Linked DNA regions of Homo sapiens: region 1 is linked to region 2. Evidence: chromatin loops called from intact Hi-C (ENCODE). Cell type or tissue: mammary epithelial cell. All regions are shown on one strand. Each heading gives the region's core, and the rest is flanking DNA. Links, peaks and the distances in the headings are about the cores only. Region 1 has its middle 39 kb from the start of L3MBTL3. Region 2 has its middle 19 kb from the start of ARHGAP18.

Region 1 (16,888 bases), core at 3,456-11,455, 250 kb before region 2:
TATTTCCTACCTACTCCCCAACAGTATCCCCAGAGCCCAAAGAAGTACCTGACACATAATGGATGGTCAATAAATATTGTTGACTGAGTGACCTGCAGACTTTTAAATCTTAGTAACAACTGAAATAAACCCTAAGCTTGTTTCTTTATAAATGTAGTCACCTATTTTCTAAACAGCAATAACAGTGGAACCCAAGATGTATGGTATGAGAAGTATGAATGAGATTACACGGTCGATAAGACATTTGGAATTGAGCTTGTGTTTTAGAATCTGGGGTCTGTAGTTCTTCTAAAAAGAGGACCAACTACTTCTTCCAAATTTTCTTTCTCTGTCAGGTATTTTATAAACCTTGTCTCATTTCATCCTGGCAGCGCAGCTATTAATAGATAGGTGTTATAATCATTTTACATATAAGGAGACAAACTCAAAAGAATAAATAATTTTCCCAGAGTTGTCTAACAGGTAAATATCATAGATGCAGTTTAAATACAAATCTGAAGCCACAGCATAGGCGATTTCACCTCTGATAGGCTGTCTTCTCCCAGACTGAGAAAAACTGTTATTTTTCACTTATTAGACTACTAAGTTCAAATTAATTTTAGGTGGGATGGGGGAGGAAGAGAGGAATTATGCCTGTTTCTTTTTTTCGTCTAAAAGAAACCCCAACAAGATAAAAAAAAAAAAAAAAAAAACAAAACTTAAGAGTTTGTGAGAACCAAACTCTAACTCAAGCTTGTCTACTCTGCACCCCATGGGCCGTGTGGAGCTCAGTAAGGCTTTGCATATGACCCAACACAAATTTGTAAACTTTCTTAAAACGTTATGCGATTTTTTTTTTAGCTCATCAGCTATTGTTAGTGTTAGTGTATTTTATGTGTGACCCAAGACAATTCTTCTTCCAGTATTGGCCCAGGGAAGCCAAAAGATTAGACACCCCAGCTCTGACTTATTTTTTCATGTTTAAATCAATTTTGCTGAGGATGATTTACATAAAAAATGCATCCATCTGAAGTTTATAGTTTAATGAGTTTTGACAAATATACAAACCTGTGTAGTCATCACCCCAATTAAGAAATACAACATTTCTGTCACACAAAAGTTCCATCACCTCTTCCTGGCTCCAGGCAACCACTGATATGCTTTCTGTCATTTTAAATTAGTTTTGCCTATTCTAAAATTCCATATAAATGCGACCGTATGGCATTTTTTGGTGCGTGTTTGGCTTTTTTATTTACTCAGCATAATGTTTTGAGAATCATATAACCGAAAATATCAGGAGTTCACTCCTTTTGATTACTTGGTAGTATTATAGTTAACGAACATGCTATATATGTTTTTATCCATTCACCTATTTTCAAACATTTGGGTTAGCTCAAGGTTCAGGGTAATATGAATAAAGCTGCTGTGATCATTCATGTGTAATCTTTGTGTAGGCATTTGATTTCATTCCTTGTATTTAAATATCTAGGGGTAGAACTGATAGATCATATAGTAGCTATATATTTAATTTTACAAAAAATTGTCAAACCATTTTTCAGAATGGTTATATCTTTGTGTGTGTGTGTGTGTGTGTGTGTGTGTGTGTGTGTGTGTGTGTGTGTGTGTGTGTTTGAGTTGGAGTTTAGCTCTTGTTGCCCAGGCTGGAGTGCAGCGATATGATCTTGGCTCACTGCAACCTCCGCCTCCTGGGTTCAAGCGATTCTCCGGCCTCAGCCTCCCGTGTAGCTGGGATTAAGATGCCCACCACCATGCCCAGCTAATTTTTGTATTTTTAGTAGAGATGGGGTTTCACCATGTTGGTCAGGCTGGTCTCGAACTCCTGACCTCAGGTGATCCGCCCGCCTCGGCCTCCCAAATTGCTGGGATTACAGGCATGAGCCACCGTGCCCAGTTGGTTGTATCATTTTTACAAGAGTGTTCCAGTTGCTGTATATCTTTCTCAGTGTTTGGTACTGAGACATTCTTGATCACTTTAGACATTCTAGTGTATGGATTTGTAATCGTACTGCATTGTAGTCTCAATTTGCATTTCCCTAGTGACTAATGATGGTGAGCATTTTTATTTGTTTATTTGCCATCTGTATATCTTTATTGCTAAGTAGTCTTACACTGCATGAAGATACCATGAGTTTTGTATGTTGATATATTTTGAAGTTCTGTTATTAGGTACACACCATTTACTTCTTCCCAACCAGTTGTCCCTTTTATCATTAGGAAATATCTTTCTTTATTTCTGGTAATAAACTTTGTCTTAAAGACTACTTACTTGCGGTCAATATTAGCATCTTGGTCTTCTTTTACTTATTCTTTGAACAGTATACTGTTTTCATCTATTTGCTTTTATACTAACTATGTTTTTATACTTAAAATGTATCCCTTATAGGCAGCATATTTGAGGGGACTTCAAAAAGTTCATGGGAAAATGGAAGTAAAAGATAGAAATATAAACTTTATTTCTCAATATAAGCTCCATCAGGTTCAAGACTTTTCTAAGTAATGATACCAGCTATTTAGTCCATTCTTACAGAACTGAGAGTTCTGGGAATGTAACCGTATCAGTGCAGTATTTTTTACATTATTAACTGGAAAAAAATGGGTTTCTTTTACAGATCTTTTTTTAGTTTAGGATACAAAAAGAAATCAGAAAGAGCCCATTGGGACTGTATGGTGGATACTTAATGATTTCCCATAGAAATCTTTTCAAAATTGGCCTTGCTTGAGAGAGGAATGAGCAGAAGTATTGCTGTGGTGAAGAACTCTCTGGTCAAGACTTTCTGAGTGTTTTTCTGCTAAAGTTTTGGCTAACTTTCTCAAAGCACTCTCTTAATAAGCAGTTGTTACCATTCTTTGGCCCTCCAGAAAGCCAACAAGCAAAATGCCTTGAGCATCTCCCCAAAACTATTGCCATGACCTTTACTCTTCACTGGCTCACTTTTGCTTTGACTGGACCATGTCCACCTCTTGGTAGCCATTGCTCTGATTGTACCTTGTCTTTTGTCTGATTGTGCTCTGATTGTGGCTTGATCATACTGGTCAAGCCACATTTCATCTCCTATTACAATTCTTCAAAGAAATGCTTCAAGATCTTGGTCCTACTTGTTTAAAATTTTCATTGAAAGCTCTGCTCTTGTCTGTAACTGGTCTGGGCACATTGGTTTTGGCACCCACAGAGTGGAAAGTTTTCTCAAATTCAATTTTTCAGTCAGAATTGTGTAAGCTGAACCAATTGCAATGTCTACGGTGTTGGCTATTGCTTGTGCTGTTAATTGTTGGTTTGCTTCAATTAGGGCATGAACAAGATGAATTTTTTCCTTGCAAATTGATGTGAATGGTCTGCCACTGAGGGCTTCATCTTTGATATCGTCATGTCCTTTCTTAAAATGAGTTATTCATTTGTAAACTGTTGATTTCTTTGGGGCATTGTCCTCATAAACTCTTCATAAAGCATTAGTGGTTTCACCATTCTTCTACCCAAGCTTCACCATAAAGTTGATGTTTAATCTTGCTTCAGTTTTACAGAATTCATGTTGCTCTGTTAGGAGCTCTTTTCAAATGGATGCCTTATCCTTCTTAGTACCTCAAACTAGATCTTGTTCAGATTTTATAACAAATTAGTGATTTTACTTTGGTATATAAACATTTTGAAATTTATGCATAGCTTTTTGATAATACACATTTCACATGAATTTTTTAAAACCCTTGTAATTGAGGCTGTTTTGTCCAATTTGACAATTTCTTTTCATTGGGATCTTTAGGCCACAATTAACATTTAATACAATTATTGATATGATTGAATTTAGTAACCAGTTTATTACTTGTTTTCTGTTTTTCCATCCTCTTTTTTGTTCCTCTCTTATCTCTTTCCTACCTAATTTTGGATTATAGTATTTCAATATTTATTAGTATTTGATTTTAATGTATCTACTATAGACTTTTAAGATGTAGTTTGTATTTTTTTAGTGGTTGATCTAGGGATTTATATACATACATACACACATACATACACACGCATACTCTTAATGTATACTATTCTTTACACTTTAAATTAATATTGTACTAGCTACTTCATGTACATTATAAAAATCTTTCAACAGTATAGATTGCTTTCCTTCCTCCTGCCATCCTTTATTTTGTAGATGTCACATATATTATATCTATATACATTGAAAACAACATGTGACAATATTGTAATTTTCACTTTAAAAAGTTAAATATATTTTAAAACACCCAAGAGGAAAAAATAGATATTTATGTTCGTTCAGATATTTATCATTTCTGATGCTTACTATTTGATCCTGAAATCCCAATTTCCCTGTAGTATCATTTGCTTCAAACTAGAAGGCAATTTCCTTTAGCATGTTTTACAATGCAGGGCTGTTGGCAACAAATTCTTTTAGTTTTCCTTTATATGAAAGTCTTTATCTTGTTTTAAATCTTAAAGTATATTTTGTCTGGCTATAGAATTCTGGGTTGATGTTTTTTTTTCTTTCAGCACTTTAAAGATACTGCTCCATGTCATCTGGCCTCCATGGTTTCTGATGATAAATTTGCAGTCATTAAAATCATTGTTACTCTGTGTGAATGTGCCATTTTAAAAATGACTACTTTCAAGATCTTAAAAAATCTTTGGTCATTTAGCAGTTTGATTATAATGGGTCTAGGCATAGTTTTCTTTGAATTTATCCTATCTGGAGTTCTTTGAGCTTCTTAAATCTGCTAATTTATGTCTTTCAGAAAATTCAGGACTTTAAAAATCATTATTGCTTTAATTTTTTTCTGTTTCCATCTTTTTCATACTTCTTGGAAATACTTTGTAATTACATGGACATAGACCTTTTGATATTTTCCCATACGTCCCTGAGGTTCCAGCTTTTTTATTTTTTTCCTCTCCATCCTTCAGATAGGAATATTTCTATTGATTTAGTTTAAAGTTCACTAACTTTTTTTTTTTTTAAATGCAGAATCTTGCTCTGTTGCCCAGGCTGGAGTGCAGTGGTGTGGTCTTGGCTCACTGCAACCTCCGCCTCCCAGGTTCAAGCAATTCTCTGTCTCAGCCTCCAGAGTAGCTGGGATTACAGGTGCCCACCACCACGCCCAGCTAATTTTTGTATTTTTAGTAGAGATGGGGTTTCACCATCTTGGCCAGGCTGGTCTTGAATTCCTGACCTCGTGATCCACCCGCCTCAGCCTTCCAAAGTGCTGGGATTACAGGCATAAGCCACCACGCCTGGCCTTCACCAACTTTTTTTCTCTGCCATCTATATTCTGCTATTGAGCCCATCCAGTGAAATTCTTATTTCTGTTATTGTATGTTATAATTCTAAAACTTTTTATTTATTTTTATATAATATGTTTTCTGATGAGATTTCCTTTCCTTTATTCATTTCAGGTATGTTTATCTTTACCTCAATGAAAGTTATAATAGCTACTGTAAAGTCCTTGTCTAAAAACTCCACTATCTTAATAATCTCAGAATTAGCATCTGTTGATTGTCTTTTCTTCTTAGAATTGGTCATATTTTTCCAGCGCTTTTTATGACAAGCAATTTTGGATTGAATCCTGGACACTGGCATTCTTTTGATATATAGATTTTGGGTTCTGTTATAATCATCCAGAAAATATTGATATTTTTGTTGTAGTAGGCAATTAGCCTAGGCAGGTGCAGATGAAAACCTCTTCTTGCCTTCTTTGAGTGGTGGTCCAAATCTCAATTTATTTCTTTGAGCTTTCGCTATTTTGAGTCTGTTCCATGCATATGTGGTTCTGGGATTGGCAGAGTTTGTGTTCATCTACAGAAGTAGGTGGAAAATTTCTGTTGATCTAGCTTAACGTTCACTAACTTTTTAGCTTAAAGTTCACTCTTTTTAGGAAAGAGGGCAAGAAGAGGTTATCATCTCTTCATCATTATGTTATCATTCTGTTCATCAACAGAAGTAGGTGATGAACACAAACTCTGCCAATCGCTAGAACCACATACGCATGGAACAGACTCAAAATAGCAAAAGCTCAAAGAAATAGAGATTTGGACCACCACTCAAAGAAGGCAAGAAGAGGTTATCATCTGAACTTGCCTAGGTTAATTGACTACTAAAACAAAAATATCAATATTCTCTGGATGATTATAACAGAACCCCAAATCTACACATCATAAGAGTGTCAGTGTCCAGGATTCAATCCAAAATTGCTTGCCATAAGAAGCGCTGGAAAAATATGACCAAAATCACTGGAAAAACTAAAAAATATGAGTTAATTTTTGTATTATGGTATGAGATAAATATCTATTGCGTTTTAATTTTGCTTAGTTTTTAATTTCTAGAAACTCCATTTGGTCCTTTTTTGAATCTTCAGTATCACTTATTACACCTTTCTCTTCTCTACAGATATCTCAAGCTTGTTTTATTTCTTTAAACATAGTGAGCATTGTTGCTTTGTATTTCGTGTCTGATAATTTTAACATCTGACATCTTCGTGCATCTGTTTCTTTTGTTTGTTGTTTCTGTTGGGGTCACAGTTACAGAATTTCATTTCCTCACTTGCCTCTTTATTATATATTGTGTGTTGGACATGGGTTTGTGGAAATAATCTAAGACCTGTAATGAAGGTAGCTTCTTCCAGAGATGATTTACATTTTCTTCTGTCAGACACTTGGGGGCACTGCCCGACTAAGACTATATTAAAACAATTCAAGTAATTTGAACTTGGGCTTTAATTCTACTTCAGGATTTTGTTTTAACTTCTTTGTCACCCTCACCTTGGAAGTATAGCCCATTGGGGTTACCTAGCTTATTTCAGGGACTGCTCCTATCTTGAATGAGTTTAGGGTTTTGATTTTCTTTCCCCTCATCATGTGGGTTGTCAAACTAAGGTTCTACCTTTCATAGGCCAGAAAATGTTCTCTGGGTAAAAGCTCTTTTGTGTAAATGAAACTATCTGGGTTCTTATTTTCTTTCAGCTTGGGCCTATAATTGTTTTTCTCATTATCTTCTTTGCATTTAGGAAGATATTTTTTGCATTTTTCTTTAGGCTCTTTGGTTATTTCCATCAGGAGTTGATCTGAGTTGATCTGAATAGCCCAGTCTGCTTGGGCCTATAATTGTTTTTCTCATTATCTTCTTTGCATTTAGGAAGATATTTTTTGCATTTTTCTTTAGGCTCTTTGGTTATTTCCATCAGGATTTGATCTGAGTTGATCTGAATAGCCCAGTCTGCAACGCTATTTACAAGTTTGATTCCCCACCCTCTACCCCTACCAATGATTAACCACTTGCCTAAAAACATTTGTTGAAAAACATATGTCACATTTATGTTTTACCCAATAAATATATTGGTCTGTTTCTGACCTATTTTTCTGTTCCATTCATTTCTCATTATTCACTGTGATTAACGGTTAGACACCACCACAAGAAGGCTGACTATCCTCATTTCCTTTGTTGGCCTCTGTAACTAATAGCCTTGATTTTCAAATGGTGGCCTAGAACATGCTCATGCATTGCTCATCAGAATGTAAAATAGTACAAGCTTTATAGCAAAACATTCAGTTACATCTAAAAAAAACTATGCATTTATCCTTTAATGTAGAAATACAACTTCTAGGAATTTATCTTGAAGTTACACCATAAAAAATCAAAATTCATACATAAATATTATTTATTATAGCATCTATAGTTGCAAAATATAGAAACAAACTAAATGCCTAGGAAATTGGTTGAATAAACATTATATGTTTACACAACAGAGCATTGTGAAGCTGTAAAAAAGAGTGAAGAAGGTGCATATGAACCTATAAAGATTTCTAGGAAACCTAGTTAAATGAAAAATGTAAAGTGCAAAAGAGTTTGTATAATATACTGCCATTTGTGTAAGAAACAAGACTACACGTATGTATCTGCTGAATTTTGCAAAGAGAAACACAGAAAGAATAAACCATAAACTTATAAAATTGGTTTCCTTTAGAGGTTGGTGGGAACAGGGCAAACCATTTAGTATTTCAAATATTCGGAATGTAAAATTAAATATAAAAAGACAAGAAGTGAATCATTAACATAAGTAAACCAAATGTGAATTATTAAAACAATAAAATAATCACACAGAAATAATACGAGTAAATTTGAACACAGTACTCTGTATACTTTCAAGAGGATATAGTCTAAGGAAAAACAACTGTAAAGGATTCTTGAATTTACTCAATAACTAATTGTTGCTGCTAGTGGTAATAGTATGGTAAATCTAAAACTATATTGTTGGTATTTATAGGATAGAGAAAATGAGTAAATATCTTAATTTTATTGGAAACCAGGGTTCTTACTATAGGAGAACAGAGGTATAAAATATGACATTGGGAAAGGAGAGGAACACATAGTCCCAAGATATTTTTCCTCAGATTACTTATTAATTGCATAGGGGGAAATAATAACTTTATATGGAGAACCTGACTGACACCACTTTAATTAAGGGATCAAAGTCAACATCACCAATATTAGGACAAACTGACATCATGTGCTTATAATACAAGGCACTGAAAAGAACACAAGATCATTTCTGTAATATTTCTGCCAAAAATGCATGGCCTGCATCTAATAATAAGGAAACATCAGATATACTGAAATTGAAGAATAGCGTACAAAACAACTGCCTGTATCCTTCAGAAATACCAATGTCATGAAATGCAAAGAAACTGAGAAAGTTTTCCAGATTAAAGGAAACAAAAGAGCCATGATAAGTAAATGCAAATTCATAACCTATCATAGATCCTAGAAAAGGGGGAAATTGGGACAATTTAAGTATTGATTGTATATTACATATTGAAATGTATTATTATTTAATTTTCTCTACTTTATAAATGAACTGTACTGTGATCATAGAAGTTCTTAGGTTATGCACACTGAATATTTGGGGGTAAAAGGGCAATAATGTCTGCATCTTATTCTTAAGTGGTTCTAAAAATAATATATGTATGTATATATTCACATTATGTCTACATATACATATATACATGTATGAAGAGAGTGTATATGCTAAAGAAAGTATGAGACAATGTTCACAATTGGTGAATCAGAGGTTTCTAAAATGTAGGCCATAGGAATCTGAAAGAGTCTAACATAGTAATCAGATTTGGGCCTAGAATCTTTATGAAGAAAACACCTTACTGCTTCAAGGTACTTTGTGTGGCACAGTGTCCAGAGAGTGACCAGTTAAAGCCTAGAGGAGCCAGGCCTCTGCCTGGTATGGCAGAGCCCAGTGCAGATAATGCTTGAGGAGACTGGTTAAAGGGGGCTCAGGATCAGGAAACACCACATTAAAACTTCCAGGAGATACAATTTCAAACTCATCAAACAGGCAACCATTAAAGATCTTCTAATTCAAAGGACTGATGAAATGAAAACTCTCATACACTGCTGGTATAAAATAGTGAATTGGTATCATCATTTTGGAGGTTAATTTGGTTACATGTCAGTCTGAGTCCAAACGGGATACAGAAACCACACAGTTATTTTAACAGAGAAAGTTCAATAAAAAGAATGATTAATTCCAATAGAATATTACAGTAACAAGGGATCAGTAATAAGAAATGAACTCTAAACAATGCAGAAATAACAGATATAAGCAGTAGCCACTACCTTTGTGGCTTAGCTGGACGCCCATGGAAGAGCTCCCTCCCCTCAAGGCTGAGATCCCAACCATGTTGGAGAGGGCATGACATAGCTAACCAGATGGCAGATAATTGTGACGTCATACCAGTACAACTTGCTGAAAATCTTCCAGCGAATGAAGGCTGCTGAGGAAACCTATTCACAGGGATATATCTCACCAGAGGCACTTTGTGGCAAAACCACCTAAAGGGTGTTCCAGGGGCAGCTGCCGGCTGCTGTGCACTGCAGAAGCCTAATGCTGCAAAAGCTGCACATGATCCAGAAGTGAAATACTGGAGGAGCTGTGCCTGCTTCAGGAGCTTTGTGCTGGGGAAACTGTCACACTATAGGGCTTTCCAGGCTGACACACCAGCACCAGCAAGCAAAACCCTTTCCTTCTGCAGTGCTTCTCCATTGCCCTCAACTGCTATAGCTTCACATTCTACCAGCTGACAAAAGAAAAATATTTAAAGGGCCCAGATGCATTTTCATGGAGCTGGCAAAAAAGTACAAATTTAGATTTAAATTCTAATAAATAAACTGGCATACGTTATAGCTAGGAAGGTTTCAGATGTGTATACCATATTATTGCAAGACAATTTTCTACAAAGGAATTATCTCAATGCCTCCCGGATCTAGGAAGCAGAACTACTGGACACTGTCTTTTGGGCGCCCCCATGGGAGAAACTGGCATCATAAAACCTTAGGTCACTTTATCAAAGAGCCAAATTCCTGAGAGAGAATACATGATTGGCCTAGCTTGGGTCATATGCCTACACTTCGGTCAGGATATCGTAATTCATGGCCCCATTATGACTTCAGGAAATTGAAACCATGGTAGTCTCCCTCCACCATCTCCCCCAAAATGAAGGTGTATTTATGGGACAGTGAAATTGATTTTGGGCATAGGAAACTAACAGATTCTCTCTGGAGCAGGAGCTGGCAAACTAGTGCTTCTGGGCCAAATCTGGCTCAACATGTATTTTTGTGTGACTTGTGAGCTAAGAATGATTTCTACATTTTTATTTTCTTTTATTATTATTATTATTATTATTTGAGACAGAGTCTTTCTCTGTTGCTGAGGTTGGAGTGCAGTGGCATGATCTCAGCTCACTGTGACCTCCACTTCCTGGGTTCAAGCAATTTTCCTGCCTCAGCCTCCTGGGTAGCTGGGGTTACAGGCACCTGCCACCATGCCTGGCTAATTTTTGTATTTTCAGTAGAGATGGGGTTTCACCATATTGGCCAGGCGGCTCTTGAACTCCTGACCTCAAATGATCTGCCTGCCTCAGCCTCCCAAAATGCTGGGATTACAGGCATAAGCCACCCTGCCTGGCTGATTTTGACATTTTTAAATGATTGAGAAAAAAATGAAAGCAAAGTTATATTTTGTGACATGTAAAAAATCATATGAAATTCAAATTATAGTGTCCACAAATAAAAGTTTATTGAAGCATAGGTACACTTCTTTATTGTCTATGGCCTTGTGCTTTCATACTACAATGGCAGAGTAGTAGAGTTATGACAGAGACTGTGTGGTCCCTATGATGGTTAATATTAGGTGTCAACTTGATTGGATTGAAGGATGCTTGGATAGCAGGTAAATAATTGTTTCTGGGTGTATCTGCGAGAATGTTGCCAGAGGAGATTAACACTTGAGTGAGTGACTGGGAGAGGAAGACCCACCCTCAATCTGGATGGACACCATCCAATTGGCTGTCAGTACTGCTAGAACAATGCAGGTGGGAGAAGGTGGGATAAGCTGGCTTGCTGAGTCTTCTGGCTTTCATCTTTCTCCTATGCTTGATGCTTTCTGCCCTTCATCAGACTCCGGGTTCCTTGGCCTTTGGACTCTTGGATTTACACCAGTTGTTTTCTGGGGGTTCTCAGGCCTTTGACCACAGACTGAAGGCTGCACTATTGGCTTCCCTACTTTTGAGGTTTTGGGACTTGGACTGGCTTCCTTGCTTCTCAGCTTGTAGAAGGCCTATCCTGGGACTTCACCCTGTGATCGTGTGAGTCAATTCTCCTAAATAAACTCCCTTTCATATATACAACTATCTTACTAGTTCTGTCCCTCTAGAGAACCCTGACTAAAATATTTTAGATTTTAGTCCCCAAAATCTAAGATATTTACAATCTGGCCCTTTATAGCAGGGATCTCCAATGCCCAGACCACGGACTAGTACCTGTTGGGAACCCTGCCACACAGCAGGAGGTGAGTGGCGAGCAAGTGAGCGAGGCTGAGCTCAGCCTCCTGTCAGATAAGCGGTGGCATTAGATTCTCTTAGGAGCATGAACCCTGTTGTGAACTGTGCATGCGAGGGATCTAGGTTGGGCATACTCCTTATGAGAATCTAATAATAAATGAAGATTCTCATAAGGAGGATGAATCATCCCAAAACCATCCCCCGACAACTATCCATGCAAAAATTGTCTTCCATGAAATAGGTCCCTGGTGACAAAAAGGCTGGGCAGTGCTGCTTTATACATAAATGTCCATATTCCTCTCTCCCTGCTCTAGAGTCTTTCTATGCTAAGTGTAGCGTGCAGACCAGCAGGCAGGAGGCAGGGCCCCACTCCAGATCCACTGAATCTACACTTGCACTGGATTCCCAGGTGATTCATTTGCACAAGGAAGTTACGGAGGCACTGTTTTAGAGAAGGTAAGTCTGAATCCTGGGAGGAGCCCATTTTGTTACTCTTTGTTACTATTTTTGACCTGCCAATATGTGTGAGGCATTGTGATTTACTGCCATTGTTCATCCATCAGGTCCCTTCTATTTTCAAAGGTCACACATATGTTAAATCTACCTTAGACAATAGAGGTTTATTGTAAGAATATAAAGGAAGGAAGGAGGGAGAATAGGCAGGAAGGAAGAAAGGGATGGAAGAAGGGAGGGAGGAATGTCAAGATACTATGTCAGCTGGCCTCCCTCTTGAGGATCTGTTGGAGGCATTGATTTCAGTTGAAACTCCAGCAATAGCCCTAGTGGTCCCCAGAAGCTGTAGTGATTGAAAAGCCGCTGTAGATTGACATGAGCTGGGATTATAGGTGCCTGCCACCATGCCTGGCTAATTTTTGTATTTTTAGTAGAGATGGGGTAAAAAAATTTTGCATTTTTAGTAGAGACTAGCCATGTTGGCCAAGCTAGTCTCAAACTCCTGACCTCAGGTGATCCACCTGCCTCGGCCTCCCAAAGTGCTGGGAATACATGTGTGAGTCACCACACCCAGCCAATTTTTGTAATATTCTTTGTTGTTATTTTAAGATAGTTTATATGTCTTCACCAGATTAGATTTTATCTCAAGAAACCACTTTCTTTGTTCATCCATAAGAAGCAACTCCTCATCCTTGAAAGTTTTATCAGGTTGCAGCAATTCATTCACATCTTCAGGCCTTAATTCTAATTCTGGTTCTCTTTTTATTTCCACTACATCTGCAGTTACTTCCTCCACTGAAGTCTCGGCCCCTTCAAAGTCATCTATGAGCATTGGAATCAACTTCCAAACTCTTGTTAAGGTTGATATTTTGCCCTCTTTCTATAAATCAGAAACGTTCTTAATGGCATCTAGAATGGTGAATTCTTTCCAGAAGGTTTTTAATTTACTTTGCCCAGATCCATCAGAGGAATCACTATTTATACTATAGCTTTATGAAACTTATTTCTTAAATAATAAGACTTGGAAGTTGAAATTACTCCTTGATCCATTGGCTGAAAAATGAATTGTGTAAGCAGGCATAAAACAACATTTATCTCCTTGTACATCTCTGTCAGAGCTCTTGGGTGACCAGGTGCTATCAGTGAGCAGTAAGATTTTGAAAGAAATCTTTTTTTCTGAGCAGTGGTTCTCAATAATGGACTTTAAATATTCAGTAAACCATGCTGTCAACAGATGTGCTGTCATCCCAGCTTTGTTGTTTCATTAGTAGAGCATTGGCAGAGTAGATTTAGCATAATTATTAAAGGCCCTATGATTTTCAGAATGGTAAATGAACCTTGGCTTCAACTTAAAGTCCCAAGCTATATTAGCCCCTAACCAAAGAGTCAAACTGCTCTTTGAAGCTTTGAAACCAGGCACTGACTTCTCATCTCTAACTATGAAAGTCCTACAAGGCATCTTCTTTCAGTTTAAAGCTGTTTCATCCACATTCAAACAGTTTAGTGTAGCCACCTTCATCAATGATCTGAGCTAGATCTTCTGTAGAACTTGCTGCAGCTTCTACATCAGTACTTGCTGCTTCATCTTATACTTTTATGTGATAGAGATGGCTTCTTTCCTTAAACCTCATGATCCGACCTCTGCTAGCTTCCAATTTTTCTTTTGCAGCTTTCTCACACCTCTCAGCCTTCATAAAATAGAAGAGAATTTGGCCTTTGCTGTGGATTAGACTTTGGCTTAACGGAATGTTATGGCTGAGTTGATCTTCCATCCAGACTACTCAAACTTTCTCCACATCAGCAATAGGGATGTTTTGCTTTATTATTATTATTATTATTATTCATGTGTTCACTGGAGTAGCACTTTTAATTTCCTTCAAGAACTTTTTGTTTGCGTTTACTACTTAGCTGTTTGGTGCAAGAGGCCTCGCTTTCAGTCTGTCTTGGCTTTTGACATGCCTTCCTCACTAAGCTTAATCATTTTTAGCTTTTGATTTAAAGTGAGAGATGTATGACTCTTCCTTTTACTCAAATACATCAAAGCCATCGTAGGGCTATTAATTGGCCTAATGTCAATATTATTGTCTCTGAAGGAATAGAGAGGATTGAAGAGAGGGATAGAGACAGGGGAGCAGCTGGTCAGTGGAGCAGTCAAAACATGCATAACATTTATCAAGTTCATTGTCTTATACAGGGGTGGTTCATGGTTCCTGAAAACAATTACAATAGTAACATCAAAGATGACTGATCACAGATCATCATAACAGACATAATAAGAATGAAAAAGTTTGAAATACTAAGAGAATTACCAAAATGTAACACAGAGACACACAGCAAGCACAGGCTTTTGGAAAAAATGATGGCGACAGACTTGTTCAACACAGGGTTGCCACAAACCTTCAATTTGTAAAAAGTGAAGTATCTGTGAAGTACAATTAACGTAAAGCACAATATCTGTGAATAACAATAAAACCAGGTGTGCCTATAGTTAGAATAATTTGAAAATGCTAAGAGACCATCAAGTCTAAATCCATAAAGTTCTATCTTACCACACAGACTTTCTAGATTATCCTTCATTATCTCTGGGATTCTTATCTGCATATGAGTCTCTAATTTTGCACAGTCTTCCACCCTCCCAGGCCAGCTACCCATTTTGCATTTTGACACTCATTGCCTGTCTCAGTTAAATACTCTATGTCTTTGAATTCTTCTCTAAACCTTTTTCCTCTCACTGTAGCCAGACTCTCCCTTGAGGGCTTTGCTACCCCTATGATCCTTACAAGTGATGATTGTTATTCTCCTGCATCCTACAGAACATTTGGTCTTGGGATGCAGGAGAATAACAACCATCCCTTGTAAGTCTTTATCCATTCTTGCCATTGCCATTCCTAGAAAAAACTCCCCTTCTTCCTTAAAATAAACAAAAATACAAAAATTTCGGCCGGGTGCGGTGGCTCACGCCTGTAACCCAGCACTTTGGGAGGCCAAGGCAGGCGGATCACTTGAGGTCAGGAGTTCAAGACCAGCCTGGCCAACATGGTGAAACCCTGTCTCTACTAAAAATACAAAAAATTATCCAGGCATGGTGGCGGACACCTGTAATCCCAGCTACTTTGGAGGCTGAGGCATGAGAATTGCTTGAACGCAGGAGGCAGAGGTTGCAGTAAGCTGAGATCACACCACAGCACTCCAGCCCAGGTGACAGAGCGAGACTGTATCTCGAAAAAAAAAAATCAGAAATAGCTTATTTTGGGGGAAACAAATGCCATCCTCTTCAGGGCTACCATGCAGTGATGTGGAGGCAGAGCCTATAGAAGGCTTTGTGGATGCTGGCTGTGACCAGAAGAAGGGTTCCATTTTCTAATTTGCACAGAGATATAAACCATTCTCCAAGCCACGTTTGAGCAAGGCTGCATTCATCCAGAGGGTGATTTTCTATGACTTTCTGTTAAGGTACTCACTGTAGGAAGGAACACCACCTTGATAAGAATATACCACCTTCTTATTGTAGTCATCTACAACACTCTTCTCACTCGTGGGAGGTTTTATCTCTGATTTATTACCTTTCTACCACTACCTTGGTCTTCATTCTTGGTGACATCAGTATCAACGTAGGGACCAATTACCCATAATGTTACCACTTCCAGAATGTCAATTTTGCTGTTGTGATAAGGTAGCTGAGTGGTTAAGTTGATAGACTGCAAAATTTCAATTTCAAGCATCTTACTACCAAACTCCTCCTTTCTACCTTTTCAGATCATACCCCTACTATAGAGATTTCAGCAATTCTTCAAGTCCACCATGATTTCACTTCAGCATTCTTACCTTGAATGAAATCCAACCCCTAGTTAAGTCTAATTTTCTGCCTCTTCTCCTTTTATACCCCTGTTGCCAAAAGTGGCTAGAGAAAAATGAATGACCATACAGACCATTGGTACTCTATAATTATGTCCAAAAATCCTCACATATGCCCCCAGTATGACTTGGCAGAGCTATGTCAAGGACTGAATGGTCTGAGATTTTACCACATATGTAAGTTAACAAGTTAGCCTAATAGGGTTTCATGAATGCTGGCAGAAGACCCAGGACTCCTGGGTCAGAGACAAATAACTATATTATTCATTGCACAGAAAGCAACATGAGCATCAGCATATTTACCAACCTTTCCCACTCCTCCATGTCCCTGACAAATAAGTCCCAACGGATCCTTGCTGATGCCATAGGCTGTGTTCAGAAGAAGAACCCTGAGACTAGGGACTCACATCTTTTATGATGGGCAGAGAACAGGTCTCCTCTTTGCTCCAGAGGGAGACAGGATCTCTATCTGCCAAGGCTATTTATTATACCAACATCTTTAAAGAGGTACTTGGAAATAAAAGGAGTCAGTGCCTTTGTTCACAAGATATGCAAAACCCTGAGAGGCCCATGGCGAATTGTCTGTTAATATGACTTGAATCTGGACCATGATCACAGACTTTTTAAAGCTCTTATACAAGTCTTTCACTTGTTCATTGAATCTCCTTGCTTTTTGTCCACTCTTGGGTTATTTTCTTTCCAATATTTTATCTCTGTTGGGTTGCCCACATTATCATCAAC
Region 2 (16,888 bases), core at 3,749-11,748:
GACTTAGAGAAAACCCACATGATTGGAAATAAAGACATAACTGGCATCCAGTAGCCTTTGAATCGAATCTAGAATTATAAAATATTTTGATATTTTCAGCACATAATATTGATTAATATTTGTAAGATGAATTAGCCAAGCCTAAGCCCCGTTTAGAAGGAAATGTATGACTGTATGTTAGAAGAAAGTCTAAATATCAGTGAGCTGAGCATATGATAGGAGAAAGTAAAAAGACCAGCAAATTTAGTTAAAAATAGAGGGGAAAAAAGAAATGACATGAAAAAATATAATAAAGGACAATCATATATTCTAAAAGCAAATTCTTTAAAAGAACAAATAACCTTTTGGTGAAACTAAGATTAAGAAAAAGGGAAGTCACAAATACTAATCTCAAAGAAGAAAACATGACATCCCTATAAATCTTAGACATTAGGTAAGGGGATATCATGAAAACTTCATACTGATATGTTTGAAAATTTAGTTGAAATTAATGAATTCCTAGTAAATATAAACTAACAAAACTGATGTAAGAAAAAATAGAACGCTGGAATCATCCCGTAACTATTAAATAAGTTGAGTTCATAATTAAAACCTTTACTTAGGAACACCCTTGGCCCAAATGCCCGCATTGATGAATTCTACAAAACACTAAAAAATGAGTGTTTTTCAAACTCTTTGAAATAGTAGAAAAAGAGGGAATGCTCAGCATTTTTAAAGGAAACCAGAATAATCTTGATATCAAACACTGAGAAGGTTATTACAAGAAATTGAGAATTCCTTACTTTTTTGGTAGAATTGCCACTTAAGCACATGTCATAGTTTTCTCTTGCAGCTATGACAAATCACAACAAACTTTATGACTTAAAACAATATGAATGTATTATCTTACAATTCTATAAGTTAGAAATCCATGCAAGTCTCACTAGGCTAAAATCAATGTGTCAGGAGGGCTGCATTTTTTTCTGGAAGCTCTAGGGGAGAATTCTTGCCCTTTCTAGCTTCTGGAAGCTGCCAGCATTCATTAGCTGTGAAAACTCTTCCTCTATCTAAAAAGCCAACAGCAGCCTAGTCCTTATTACATTGCATCGTTCTGGCCTCCTCTTCTTCCTCCTTCCACTTTTCAAGGCTCTTCTGATTACCTTGGACCACTTGGCTAATCTGGGGCACTCCAGATTTCATGGTCAGCTAATTGGCAACCTTAACATCCCTTTGTTGTAGAATATAATGTATTCACAGGTTCTAAGGATTAGGATCTGGACATTTTTTGAGGGGGGGTGAGCACTGTTCTTTGTATCACAGCATACATTCCTCTCTTATTTATGAAGCTAGATGCAAAAGTCACTAACAAAATACATTCCAACTCTGGTAACATATGAAAAAATAATATGTAACAACCAAATTGGGCTTAATCTAGAAATATAACATTGGTTTAACATTAAAAAAATATAACTTAGCACATTAACAGAACAAATGAAAAAACTTGATTGTCTAAATAGATGCATGTAGTGTTTGATAAAATTAACTCTATTTGTGATTTTAAGTTTTTCCACCCAACAGGTTGAATCCGTATTAGTCAGGGTTCTCTAGAGGAACAGAACTAATAGAATATATACATATATACAATCAAATTGACACTCAGTATTAACCATTGCATTGGCTAAAATTCAAAAGACTGACAATGCCAAGTGTTGACAGTGGTATGGAAGAGCAGGACCTCTCCTGTGCTGCTGAGATAATATATAGGTCCAATCCCTTTGGAGAACTGTTTGGCATTATCTGCTAAAGTTGCAGATATGCAGACCTTATGACATGGCAGTTCAACTCCTGCGTATGTACTCAGTTGAAATGTGTTCACAAGTGAACCAAGAGACATACAAGAGTATTCATAGCACATTATCTGTATGGATAAAAACTGCAGGGCTGGGCATGGTGGCTCATACCTGTAATCCCAGCACTTTGGGAGGTCATGGTGGGTGAATCTCCTCAGGTCAGGAATTTGAGACCAGCCTGGACAACATGGTGAAACCCCGTCTCTACTAAAAATACAAAAATTAGCTGGGCATGGTGGTGGGTGCCTATAATCCCAGATACTCAGGAGGCTGAGGCAAGAGAATCATTTGAACTCAGGAGGCAGAGGTTGCAGTGAGCTGAGATCACACCTTTGCACTCCAGCCTGGGCAACAAGAGTGAAACTCCGTCGCAAAAAAAAAAAGTAATAATAATAAACAACAAACCACAAACAGCCCTAGCTTCTGCAGTAGAGTAGATAAATTGTGTTCTATCCGTAGAGCACTATGAAGCAATGAGAATGAATAAACTCCAGTTATCTGAATAGTCTGAACAGTATGGATGGATCTTATGAGCGTAATTAGAAGCAAAAGAAAGCCAGGCAGTAGAGAATACATATTGTATCTTTACATTTACAGAAAACTTAACAGATAAAACATGAGTTTCAGTTTTACGGGTGTGTGCGTAGGTGGCAACTCTACAAAAAAAAAAGGCAAAGAATTGGTTAGCATGTTAAGTTCAGATAGTAGGGGTAGACATAGAAAAGCAAGTGGAGTGGGCATGCAAGGTTTCTGGGCCTGAGTATCTTATTTCTTAATTCGGGACGTGTTTACTTGAATTTGCATTGTGATAAATCACAGAGCTGTATTTCTGTTTCGTACATGTTTCTTGTATTATATTTGACTTGTCAAGGACAGGAGTATTCGGGTGGGCATGGCCAATTCATCCTCTGTCAAGTAAGTTAGAAGCCATTTTATTGATACATTATCAGGGACCAGTGACACAGAAAGGTGAAATTCCTTTTTTTTTTTTTTTTTTTTTTGAAATGGAGTCGCGCTTTGTCGCCCAGGCTGCAGTGCAATGGTGTGATCTCGGCTCACTGCAATCTCCACCTCCTGGGCTCCAGCAATTCTCCTGCCTCAGCCTCCCGAGTAGCTGGGATTACAGGCGTGCACCACCACGCCCAGCTAATTTTTGTATTTTTAATACAGACGGGGTTTCGCCATGTTGGCCAGGCTGGTCTTGAACTCCTGACCTCAGGTGATCTGTCTGCCTCGGCCTCCCAAAGTGCTGGGATTATAGGCGTGAGCCACTGCGCCTGGCCTGAAATTCTTGAGTTTGGCTGGTTTGCATAGTACTATGTCTACTTTTGGGCAGAACATGCGAAGCCATGTTATGAGAAAAAAACAAGTTTGTAAGCAAAAACAAGGGTTGCCAGATAGAATAGACTTGGGATATTTCTCTCAATAATGAGGTCTAGTCAGTGTCCATGTCAAGCTGGTAAGGTCCTTGGCCTCTCATTTGGAGAGATGCCGCCATTTCCCATGCATGTATCTGCTTTTCCTGTCTTGGCTATGCTTCTTTTCAGATCCACATGATCTTTCATTGGATATGTTAACCCAGTGGGATTATAAACCAGTCCTACTGGCATGGTCCTGCTGGCTTGATAGTTGGTCTGCTCTTCAGGTTACATTGGATGAGATACTGAGGACTGCTCATTGCTGACATTTCATAAAGTTCTTTTAGGGACACCTTTCTGTAATTTCCACAGGCTGGCAAGATGTGCATTCAGAGTTGAGATGTTGAAGGGATGCCCAGCAGAGATATCCAGCAGGTAGCCAGAAATGCAAGACCTAGCATTAAATGGAGAGAAATTGAGAACAGAAATCAAGACTGCAAATCATCCCCATAGAAGTAATAAGTTAATTTTTAGAGTAGAATGGCTAGACGATATGGATTTTCTCTCAATATCTTAAATTTTATTTACCGTAGCCTTAGTTTGAAAGAAAAATAATTAAATTCATCTAAAACATTTATATTTTAGAATGGATTATTCTGACAAATATGTCAACATGTTTTTTTGGTAGATTATAGATGTTTTAAAACACTTTTCATTAGCACTGCAAAATTACATTTTAACTGCCTCAAATTACTAAAATCATTTTAGCATTTAAGATATTCAGAATTTAATTTTTTTGAAAGTCACTGCCTCAAAGATAGGAAAATAATTAGAAGGTGCACAGAATATAATTTTAGAATTTTATTTTGTAAAATTTGAATTCAGGGTAAATTTTTGGTTCTACTATACCATTATTAGGAAATATATGAAAATACCGCTAAAATGTAAATGTATTTAACATTGAAAGAGTTTGGGACTTATATTTTTATTGATTCTCTTATTCTGTATGTTTCTCTGTTCCATTTTATTCTATAGAAGTGCCAGAAAAATCCATGTGTTATAGACAATCAGTTTCTGTATAAGCCCATTTCTTCTGATTCTGCCATCTGGAGCAACAAAATTCATTCATTTCCTATTCAATACATTTTCAAATATTTGGAGTTATAGAATCTAAGTAATAAAAATCTTTAATGATCATCCAAACTGCTGCTTTGTAGATGAGGGGACAGCAATGTATTGAGATGATAATTTACCTAAAGTCATATTCCCAGGTGGTGGCAGCAGTGGTACTAGAACCTGTCTATCAACACGGTCTCTACAATACAGGCTGGGCAATTGTTTCTTACATTGCAGCCATACAGCAGATTGAATGAGATGCTAGGCTTTTACATAAGGCAGACCTGCCGGTAGGTTTTACCTTCCCCATTTGTGAACTCATGATCTTGGATGAGAGTGAGTATTTCTAATCCTCAGTTCTTCATCTGTAAATTGCAATAATACTTACCTTATGTGGTTGTTGTAAGGATTAAATGAGATAATACATGTAAATTGCATAGCACCATGTCTGGTATATAAAACACATTCAGTAAATGTTTGCTATTATTATTTCCGAATGGTTTTTTCCTTCTCAAAGGCAAGCATTCCTGTTTCTTTCCACTTTTTCTCATATATATTTTGAGAATTTCATACCATTCTGATTATCCTCTCTAGATACATATTTTTCTTGAAATGTTACACTAAAGCTCAAATTCAGTTTATTTAGCTCAGGGGCAGAGCAGGATATAAGTATCTTCAAGCTATTGGCAATGATTATAAAGTATTTTATAACAATGAATATTATAATTATTATAAAATTCTCTGTGGAATCTCCTACATTTTCCATCCTACTTTTTTCCTTTCTCTACTTGCATTTTTTCCCCTTCCTCCAATAGCCCTCATAAAGGAAAACACGTACACATTATATGGTGGAAAAAAATTTTTAAACTATAGTGCAATACAAGCTTTAGTGTCCTATGAAATTGAATACATGTAATCAAGGTAGAAACACTCATCAAATTCCTTTAGGTCTACTCACTGGTGATCATCAGTTTGTGATTTTCTGTCCTTAATTCTGGACCGGTTAAATTCCTGATCTATCTCATTAAACACTGCCTTCGGTGTCAATATTTTGATTGGTGGTAAATGCTAGTTATAACTATATTCCCCAATTATCGTGGTCTTAGACAAAGTGAAAAATGATTGTTAAATGATAATTATTCCTCCTAAAACTTCCAAGTAAAATTTCATCTGAGGATATGATTTTGTGTGGGTGTTACTTTCAGAGTAGTGGTGTTTGGAGTGGATTGTAATTTTATTCTCTTTCCAATTGACGCTAGAACATAAAGCTGACATTTGAATTTGCCCCAGAAGTTGATGATCATTCTAATTTGATAAACCATATAAATGGAAGTTCACATGCTTCCTCCAAGTACAGGGGTTATCTGTGATGTCTAATTAATCACTTCTCACTAACAGAATTGTTTCTTCGTGCCAGGCCTCTCTGTGGAGTAGAGCTGGCCTCCAAGATAACAGAGGGTTCTCAGCCTGATGGGCTGGGTCTGGAGGTAACTCCCAACCTCCAGCAGCCTTGCTGGAATAAGCACATTCCACCATCATTACTACTGCAGATTCTGTTCCCAACAACCTGACCCTGAACTTCCTTAGCATGTCCTTAGCATGTGTATGTTCTTTCTGCTTGTTGTGTCATTATTCTTATTTTCAGAAGCAACATGATAGTAATAATAGATAACTGGACTGACAAATCGTTGGAGAATTAGTTCCACTTGTGGCCTTGCTGGCTTCTAAACTGTACAACATATGATAAATCACTTGATCTTTCTGTTCCTAGTCTTCCTCTGCGAAACCAAGGCGATCATGATTCTCTGAGAGGCCACGTAAACTATTTTTTAAAGATATGAATTGTGAAACAAAGTGCCTCAAAGTGCCTAGATTTGAACACTGGTTCCATAGCTTAAGAGATCTGTGTGATCTCAGGCAAGTTGCTTACCCTCCTATCTATGGAAGAGAGATTAAAGATACCAGTTATCTCTTACCATTGTGTGAAGATTAAGTTAATATATTAAAGTGCTTAGAACAGTGTCCGGCACAAAGTTATCACTCAAACACTAGCCGTTGTTTTTTCAGTGGTAAAGGCTCTCAAAGACAAAAGGAGATGGTAGATAAGAGTGAGAGAGGGGCTCTGAGCACCTCTAGCACGAAAGCCTTCCTTTATATTTGCCTGGCCAACAAGATGGTGAGCTCTTGGTGGCCAGGCGCTGGGCCATGTGTGTGCTACACAGCACCAGTACCCAGGGACCCCCAGGAGATGGGTGAGCAGATGAGTCTTTCCTAAATGGACCAAAGAAAAATACCCAACACTCCTTATTTTCTTTTTTTTGTTTTTGTTTTTGCTAAAGGACTGAAGGTTTGTAATTATTCAAGTCTTTTTTCTCATCCCCTTATGTTGCTTCTGTTGATGACTTTCACAGTCTTCTCGTTCTACCTTTGACTAATTGTTGCTGGCTCTCCCTGCTAATGTTTTGAGGTATTTATCTGGCCTGCCTCTGCTTCCCTGTGAAATATCAGGAAGGCTTTGTGACTCTACAGTGAATTATAGCTCTGCTTCTTAGCCTCAGCTCACCAATATTTTCTGGATAGCATGAGATTACTAGGGCATCCCATGGTAGGGTGGAATCATGGAATCATGGAATGAGGATATGCTGATGATGAAGAAAAGTTGTCTAGGTGAGACCTAGTTTCGGATTGTTGCTGCTTTTTGTTTGTGTGATGTGAAGGCAGTTGCTTGTTTTTCCTTCTTCAAAATGGTGGTATGTCACATGGTTTGGAACTGATTAAATGTAATAATATAGTAATCTGAAGCACCTAGCATAGCACCTGACATACAATAGACACATTAAATATTAGTTCCCTTCCTTTTAGAAGACAACCTGGTAGAAGTGAGCGCTGGCTTTGCTAATGATATGAATTTCATTTGTTTGCATTTATCCTTCTGAGTTACCAAGCAGTTTTTGCTGCGGAAGGAAGGTTGTGTCTTTTAGCCAGCAGGTGGCAATCAAATTAAAGCTAAAAGTTCACCTCATTATAACAGGTAAAAACGTTGCCTTTTTTCATATTAATACTTGATGGAAGTGGCAGGTGAATGACAGACATTTGGCACTGAAGTGGAGTCACCCCTGACGAAGGCATTTTTAACACGAGGCCCTAGATACGGAAGATTAGTTTTCCTAAAGCTGCTTTTGATTTCAGTACCTGCGTATCATTGTCATACACCTTCTTAGAGGTTTGTCAGAGGAATCATCTAGATTTATGCAACACTGTGTTTAAAATAATGAATCTATTCACTTGATTTGGCAGTTTAAAAAAGCAGAGTAAAAAGTGAAGTCATCAGTTGATAAAATAGAATTGTTAGAATAATACTATTTCATATTCGGTCTGGTTTTACGTGAATTTTTGTTGTTGTCTCACTGAATTTGTGTGTGATTTTTAAACAAAGAACACCCTTTGACTGAAAGGTATAAGCAGGGAAGAACTCTGTAAACTCCATTTTTGAGTCTTAAGGTTTTTTGTTTGTTTGTTTTTGAGATGGAGTCTTGCTCTGTCACCAGGCTGGAGTGCAGTGGCGCAATCTCGGCTCACTGCAACCTCCGCCTCCTGTGTTTAAGCGATTCTCCTGCCTGAGCCTTTCAAGTAGCTGGGATTACAAGCACGCACCACCAGGCCCAGCTAATTTTTGTATTTTTAGTAGAGACGGGGTTTCACCATGTTAGTCAGGATGGTCTCGATCGATCTCTTGACCTCGTGATCCGCCTGACTCGGCCTCCCAAAGTGTTGGGATTACAGGCGTGAGCCACTGCGCCCGGCCAGTTTTTAATCTATAAAGTGAGGATAATGTCATTTTCCTCTCTTTTTGCAAGGATTAAAATAGATGATAAATGAAAAGCACTTAGTATGGTGCGTGGCACACAGTAAGCAATCATAATAAATGATACCATTTGGATAACTTATATTATTATCAAAGAATCACTGAAGATGGAAGGGAGCTGAGAGCTCATATGGTCTAATCAGCCCTTTCATTGTTTAGGACATGGAGACAGAGAAAAGTTAACTTGCACAGAGCTAATTAGTATCCATATCAGTTCTGGAACCCAAAATTCCTGAAGCTGCTGGTCTTTTTCACACTGCTACCCCTGAATTATTAGTTCTGGCTGGAGGTGGATGGTATGAAGGCATGGCTGTCAGGGACTAGAGTGACCCTCTTTTTATGGACGGTAGGCAAGGCAGTGGGAAGACCACGTACTATGATGACTGCATTTAGATGAGGTGTCGTGACTGATCCGCTGTCACATGATATATGCTGCTGACATCCTTTGAGATAAAGTCAACTCTAAACAGTAAAGATAAACTCCTAATACTAGCTTCCTTTTCCAAAGCCAAGTCTCTACTAGGCTGCCTCTGTCTTAACGGGAAGACCATACACATTAGCCGTTGTACTTCATGAAGTTCAGCATCATGTGATGATCAGGAATGACTAATCATCAGCACCACTGTGCGATTTTCAGGGTAAAAAAAAGTTACTAGCATTCACTTGCTAAAGCTGCTACCCTGTAGCTTTCTTTCTTTCTTTTTTTTTTTTTTTTTTTTTTTGAGATGGAGTCTCGCTCTGTCGCCCAGGCTGGAGTGCAGTGGTGCGATCTCGGCTCACTGCAAGCTCTGCCTCCCGGGTTCACGCCGTTCTCCTGCCTCAGCCTCCTAAGTAGCTGGGACTACAGGCGCCCGCCACCATGTCTGGCTAATTTTTTTTGTATTTTTAGTAGAGACGAGATTTCACCATGTTAGCCAGGATGGTCTCCATCTCCTCACCTCGTGATCTGCCCGCCTCGGCCTCCCAAAGTGCTGGGATTACAGGCGTGAGCCGCTGTGCCTAGCCCCCTGTAGCTTTCTCAATGATTTGCAATTTCCTATAGAAGGCCGCTCAAGGAGTAGGAGGCCAGGGGAGCAAACATTTTTCCCCCATTTGTTTTGCTGCTTAGTACTCTTGACTGTCCAGTATCTCCAGAGGTCAGGAGTTTTGGGACACTGTTCTTTGAATCAGTTGGCGACTGTCATCATCATACCTATATGACCTGCCCATGTACAAAGTGTGGTCCATCACACTGCCAGTGAAATTTGCGCCATAGATATATACCATAGACCCATCATGTGGGAGCTTAAAGGTGTGCGGGGGTCCCCAGGAGCAGCACAACCCCTCATTTTACAAATCAGAAAATTCAGCGCGATGTCACTGGCCCATCACATCTTGAAGGACCACAGTGGTTTTTGCCTTTCTTTTTTTATGCCAGTAGTTACACCTGGTAAAGATAATACTTCGGTTGTCCCAGTTCTAGTTGAAAATGTTCAACACCCAACAGAAACATAGTTGGTGGTAGTTCAAAGCTACAAGCAAAAGGCTTATGTTCTCCATGCACGTGTGTATATTCTGGGACAAATTAGTCCCTTCCTTTCTGGGATTTCTTTTCCCATTTCAGGGATCTCCTTGACTCGCGTCTTTGTTACATTGATAAGGGCTTGAATTTACCACATTTCCTGGGACCAGTACCTTGGGGGAGCGATTAAAATAAAATCTGAGGCCCAAGGGGATATTTCAAGTATAAGGAGAAGAGAGATTTGGGTGGGTGGCATATAATTGCCTTCTCAGAGATGCTCAACTCATACCAAATAGATGGCTGCTCTGACCCCTAGAAACCTGAAGAAAAGATCCTGATTACAGGTCTGTTTCTAGACCAGATACATGCAGCAAGAATGTACAAGGGATGTTTCCGGCCCTGGAATAATTTCAAGGAGCTAAGTTAATAATGTCTCCAGTGTCTAGGATTTATAAAGCAAAGATCTTCTAAAATTAGATACTTGTAATTTATAATTAGGCTAAATTATGGTTGTTGATTAGTGATTAAAGTAGTGGTTTAATGCTGTGCTGTAGAGAATCAAGGACTTCATATTCTTCTCTTGGTGCAATTTTATCATGTATTCTGAAGCTCAATAAGATAAAGACAGGTTGTGACTATTGAGAAATCAGTCATTGCTAATCTGACAGTGGTTCTGGTTTCTTTAGGAGAGGGGAGGTAAAAGCATAGAGTGAAAATGATTATTTTTCCTTGCAATTTCAGAATTTATAGTTGATGTTACTTTTCCTTCACAGGTGATATAGGGTTGTATTAATAACTGATTCAGTGCAACAGCTTATTCTTACCACAGACTTCCAGCATTTATTAACCAGATAACTATTCTAGCAAGGATTTAAAGCTACCTTATTTCTTGATTTTGCTGTTCTCAGGATTGACACTGACCCATCCACCTCCTTTGTGGGGATGCAGAGCTCTCGAGGCATTTACTCGTGTCCTTGGGCAGATCAGTGGCTTTTACTTTGGCACTTCGGCATATTTGCTCAACAAATGCTAATGAATGACTGTGTGCCAGATGGCATATTGAGAGTAGGGAAATGGATGGAACTTCCTGCCCTCAGGAAACAGAATCCTATGGAGTCTGTGTGCATATGTGTATGTGTGTGCACAGCAGAGGAAAGGGGGTTATCGGAAGTATAAATAACTTCAGTATAGCACAATAGTAGAATAAAGAGTGAGACACATTCCATGTCAACATGTTATAGGTGTCATACCTTGAAGTGTTTTTCATACTTCAGGTAATTGGGCCTTTCTAGAGAGTGTCTAAGGGAGATCTAAATTAATAACCAGTTCTTTCCCATGAGAAATGAAGGCTGTCACTTTTTTAAAATGTTAGGCTATTGTATGTGTTTTAGCAGTGCATGTTTAACTAAAAATAGCTAAAAGAACAGCCTCATACCCCTCTTATGGTGAGACAGAGTACAGAGAGTACTCTGAAAGTAAGCAAGCTGGCAAGTGCTTTGCTACTTAGTGGACTCCAGTCCAGGGGGATTTAGTTATTGGGACCAAATGTTATTTCAACTTAAGAGTGGGTCACCTTTGGAACAATCCTTTGTTATGGACCTGGAATTCATTATAATGAATTCCAATGAATCTATGGACACTTATATGAATACAATATAGATCCATGATATTTCCTTGGTCAAACGTAAACAAACAAAGGTGTCTTGTTTGTTAGTTGAAAGACTAGCATTTGAAATACTGTAGCTCTAGCTGCTAAGTTGTTCTCTAAGGTTTCATTAATGACAACCAACACAACACAAATCTGCCTGAGCCTGGAACGTCTAACTATACCATAATACCCCTTTTTGAACAGATGTCATGAGCAGCATGTTTTAGTAAAAAGTCAGATGATTGATTTAGAGTCAAGAGACCTGGGTTCAAATCTAAGCACTGTTGGCTTTATCTCTGGCAAATTGTTTAATCTCTCTGACTAATCTTTCAGTTTCCTCATTTGTCAAACAGAGGCAATGGGGTAGAAACTATTTCAGAAAACAGAAATGAAAAATAGTACAGAATAGCATATAATTGACATTTTAATAAATGCATATTGTTTTCAGCTCAAGGATTTAAAAATCTGAGCCCACTAGCTTTTTGCAAGTTCATTATTCCATCTTATTCATCAATATATTACCATCACTGTGAGTATCACAGTGCCTTTCACTAGTAGGTACATGCCAAAAGTATTTGCTGAATGAATAAACTGCGTAGACAAGGAACACATTCTCATAGAACAATAAACAAATGAATTGGCAATATTTATGCCATGGGTGATATTTTAGAGCTAATTTGGCAACCCTCATGTTAATCCAGGAAATAGAGAGTTAAGAGACAATCCACAACTATCAAAAGATAGTTAGGGATTTTCTTCTTTTATTAATTAACTTGAAGTGTGCTGAATCAATTAACGTGACAAGTAAGTGGCTTTGATATTCGGAAATGAATGACTGTGTTTCTAACACATGTCTTTCAGGCTACAATAAATTCATTGATTGGTGCAAAACAGAAACTTAAAGGATGTAAACTGAGTCATTGCCAAGTGATCCAGGGCATAGCAGGTGGTCTCTGGGGTTTGTTTAGGTCTTCAGGTGTACTCCTAGAAGACAGAAACTCATCCCAGCAGGACTGTTTCAGTGAAAATGCTAAGGTGCAGGTCAGCCAAGGGACAATCCCAGAGTCTTTCCAGGAGCCCAAAAACCAAGCCAAGGAACGTGACGGGTACAGGTGGTGATGTGCAAAGTCTGGAGGAATCCAGGCCTGGGCAGGTTCCAATAACCCATGTCCCATTACAAAGACTTCTGTGCCAGTCGGAAAGGTGACAAACCTTCCTAAAGGTGACAAAGGATAAACAGATGAATCCAGGGTAGGGGCTTTCATAATAAAATTGATGCTTTGCATTTGACGTCAGTTACTTGTGTGTAACAAAGATGATGAGGTGGTAAGTGACTGCCTGCAACTAACTTGACCTTTGTGTTTGCCATGAAAAAATTGACAGCTTGTTCTGTCCCTGGGATAAATAACTACTCCATGCTTTGTGTACCCTCTTATCTTTGCAGTCTTCTATCGTCATATCCAGAGCTATTTTTTGGTATATCTGCTGTCCTTGAAGGTTGAGACAATGCTACACACAGAGTAGGTATACAATGTTGACTGAATAAATGGCTCTATCTCTATCCTTTATTAAAGATTTGAAAGACCTGGTAAGCCTTAAAAGAACCAAGTTTGTAACTTTATGAAATTTAAAAATTGGTTCTACTTGGGCACTCTGTTTCTGTCTCCCATTGATTCTAAGATTATATTTGTTTCATTCACATTTAAACTTCTCTGAAATTGCAGTGCAACCTTACAGTTGGTTCATAATATTATTGGCAGTGGTTTTTTTTTTTTTTCTTTACAAGCTGTTGGCAAAATAATGAATGGTGGGTCTAACAAGTGATTGATTTCTTAGATTTGGTAAACTAATAATAACAAAACTAAGCTCATCTTATATGGTGCTTTATATATAGGAAAGAATAATGGGAAAAGCATGAATTTTTGAATCAAAGAGATTTTATTCTGAATCCTAGCTCTGCTTTTTTTCTTTTTTTAATCTAAGCAATTTGAGCAAAGAGCTTGTCCTGCTGTTAATCTTTGAGTTGCACTGTTCTCGTCTATATGATGGGAATAAAGCATTCCATATTAGGCTTCGGCACTATGCAGACATTCAATGAACAAAATTCAATGAAAGCCTGTTCTTCTGTACCCCCTCAACAAGCTTATTTGTACCTTAGAACAGCCCTGGTAGGTAGGAACATGCATTTCCATTTTATGGATTCAGAAACAGAAGTTTAGTGGCATGAGTGAGTTAAGAGAGAGACCTCCTCAGAGCCTTTGTTTTTTCCAATATTTCCTAGAGTTCCATTAGGCCTCTCACAGGTATCTATTGACATAGGTGAGAGCTTAGCTACTCTTATGTTGAATAAATCTCCTTGGGCAGCCAATGTAGCAGTTTTACAGAATAACTTAATAAACAATGTCATACACTACATCCTTTTTGGAAAGGATTTTACCTCTTGCCCTCATCCTGTAAACAAGGATGGGCCTCTATTTAAAGAAGAGGAAAAGGAAGAGGGGGGAAGGATATTATTCACCTGGCCTAGCATTTTTTGAGCAGATGTTTTCCTCCTTTCATTGTTCACAGAAAATTGGTTTGAGGTCATATAAAGCAAATGTTCAAAAAAACTGTGATCCATAAATCAATTCATACTATTCTTTTGCTTGGATAGAGCAAAACTATGAGGATGGATTGAAAATTAAAGATCAATACTAAAACCTCAGACCATAGTGTCAACCCAAAAGCAAAGCAAGTTATCAGTATTATATTGTTATAGAGCAATAGACAGTACGTATTAGACCTTCAGGCCTTAAACATCCAGGGTGGAATCACTGGTAATTTCCTGTGGAAATTGCTTTTATATTTTCATGGTCTACCTGGAAAATCTTCAATTATGACCTTTTTTAGCTTTAGCATTTTTTTTCTGTTTAGTAATCACATTTTATTTAGGTTGCAAATGGATCAAGTAACAAAGAAATAAACTTATTTCAGTAATATCAAATGTCCAGGCCAGGCACGGTGGCTCACGCCTGTAATCCCAGCACTTTGGGAGGCCGAGGCGGGCGGATCACGAGGTCAGGAGTTCGAGACCAGCCTGACTAACGTAGTGAAACCCTGTCTCTACTAAAAATACAAAACTTAGCCGGGCATGGTGGCACATGTCTGTAATCCCAGCTATTCAGGAGGCTGAGGTAGGAGAATCGCTTGAACCCAGGAGGCAGAGATTGCAGTGAGCTGAGATTGTGCCACTGCACTGCAGCCTGGGTGACAGAGTGAGACTCCGTCTCAGAAAAAAAAAAAAAAAAACAAAAAAAAAGTCCTCAAACCTAAATGAAGATGATATGGATGCCTGTTCCTGGAAGTTGCAGTTAGACTTCCAAGTGAGCCTGGCCTCCTTCCAGCCTCTACCAAAGGCTGGCTATACCATCTTGGGCAACCAAGTCACTGACACACCTTGAAGTATCATCATCCCTCTGTTGTCAAATGGGGGATTAAGAGAGAAAAAATATCTTAAAGAGCTCAGCGAGTGTCTAAAACTTGATGCTTAGTAAGTTCACCTTTCTGATCTATCTTCTCCACCCTCCTTTGCTCTGCCCTTAAACCCTGTATCCTTAATGAAAAACTTCCCTGAAGTTTTGAAGTTTAAAGCACCTATGTGGGCTCCCAGTGTAGAAATTAAGCATCCCTGGGAAATGGGTAAATGCAGCACTCGTGAATAAGGCAGACACAGAAAAAATCCTTTGGACAACTAGTTCTCTTGGGGAAGGCTGCCTAGAGATCAAAAACCTCAATTATGGGCCAGGAGCAGTGGCTCACACCTATAATTCCAGCACTTTAGGAGGCCGAGGCGGGCAGGTCACGAGGTCAGGAGATCAAGACCATCCTGGCTAACACAGTGAAACCCATCTCTACTGAAAATAAAATAAAAAAATAAAAAAAATAAAAAAAACATTAGCCAGGCGCGGTGGCAGGCGCCTGTAGTCCCAGCTACTGGGGAGGCTGAGGCAGGAGAATGGTGTGAACCCAGGAGGCGGAGCTTGCATTGAGCCAAGATCGCACCACTGCACTCCATCCTGGGCGACAGAGTGAGACTCCATCTCAAAAAATAAAAATAAAAAATAAATAAATGGAACCTCAATTATGAAAAGAGAGTTTTCAACACTGTTTCCTCACCTACTGACTTCTGCCACACACTTCAAAACTGTATGCCCGAGGCCTTCCTATTGTGGGGGACTATCAGAGTCTGTCTTCTAACCATTTGTTAGACATCTCCATTCATCTAGCGTAAAATCCATAGGATAGTTTTGGATTCCCTCTTTCATTCCCACTTCCACATATCTATGAGGTTCTGAAGATTCTATTGCTGCAGTGTGTCTTTGCATTGGCCCTGCTGTGTGTAGCACGTGCTGGGGGAGATGATGAAGCAGAGATGGATCTGCCCCTGTTGTCCTATCATTGCAGCCTCCTTACTGATATGCTCACCGTGGCAACCTCCTAGCCATCTTTTCCTCCTGTTCCTGGCTATTTATTCACAGCCACCACTGTGTTTTCTCTTTGTGTAGATCTGATTATGTTGCTATCTCTCTCGGTTACCTTGGATTATTCCCCACTGCTATGGAATATAGATGAAATACTTGCAAAGCACTGGATGTCCCTTAACATCTGGTAGAAATTTATCTATTTCTATGGCGGATCTCCCTATCCTGCCTCCCCTTCCCCATCCTGCATGCTTCACAGCACTTTGTGAACATACCTTGACCTAGTGTCAGCAGTCAGCCTTGGCTTCTTTTGTTCCCCCTCCTTATGAACAGCCCTGCTCTACCCACCCTAATTCAAGATATAGTACGTTAGTACCTGATGTATGTTTACTAGCATTTTCTCTAGTTATAATAAGTGTTGAATACAGAAAACTTACGGGAAAATCACATATGCCCACTACTTTAATTGTTAAACTTTAATAGATTTTGGAAATATTTACAACTAAAGGTCCACTTAGCAATAGAGTATACTTATTTTTGCATTTATGATTTAATGCTTGATGTCATAAATAGGCACACATGTGTCCATCCTAACTGAATATAAACACCTGGGGGCCCGATTGTTGTATCTGATTCATCTATTCTTCTTACAACTATTTGATTGAAGTGAATCAGTGACTCTGCAATATAACCCCATATGTGACTTTGATGGTGGAACTGCAGATTGATAGGGAATTATTTTATTGGAGGCAGGTCTACTTGTCCCCCTCAAAACACCGGAGGAGACCATTGCTGGTGCCTGGTACCTGCTCTTGGATGAGCTGAGGAGTCTCAGACAGGATCATTTTGTGCTTCTTGTTCACACTGAGATGGTAGAATTTCTGCTCTGGACTGAAACCTTTGAACAAGTCTCTTTTTTAAATGTTTGATGGTGACTCTACTGAATTTCTTTTTTATATGCCTCTAATACATGAATGCTCCCAATAGACTGCATAAAATACTGTAAAGGCAGTCTATCTTGAAAGAAATGAAATCATGAAGGCCTCTGCCTATTTCACTTTGTTTTCTCCAACTGATGTATTCATTTGCCCACTACAGTTTTATTTTGATG

What was found. A loop is a pair of places that touch in the nucleus more often than their neighbours do. Peaks named below come from ENCODE experiments on the same cell type or tissue, not always from the same donor. Only the 100,000 strongest peaks of a DNase experiment are listed, where the experiment ranks them.
Region 1: it touches region 2 in a loop (15-fold over the local background); 1 of 110 quality-filtered maps calls a loop at or near these places.

Annotation. Positions count from the first base shown.
Region 1 is chr6:129,971,555-129,988,442 of GRCh38, reverse strand. No RefSeq gene overlaps it. Among named protein-coding and RNA genes, the nearest start is that of L3MBTL3, 39 kb to the left of the region's middle. In mammary epithelial cell, for the core only: a CTCF peak has its summit at 6,647 (motif pointing right); no DNase peak of the experiment used is centred there.
Region 2 is chr6:129,721,094-129,737,981 of GRCh38, reverse strand. No RefSeq gene overlaps it. Among named protein-coding and RNA genes, the nearest start is that of ARHGAP18, 19 kb to the right of the region's middle. In mammary epithelial cell, for the core only: a CTCF peak has its summit at 7,272 (motif pointing right); no DNase peak of the experiment used is centred there; H3K27ac peaks cover 491 bases.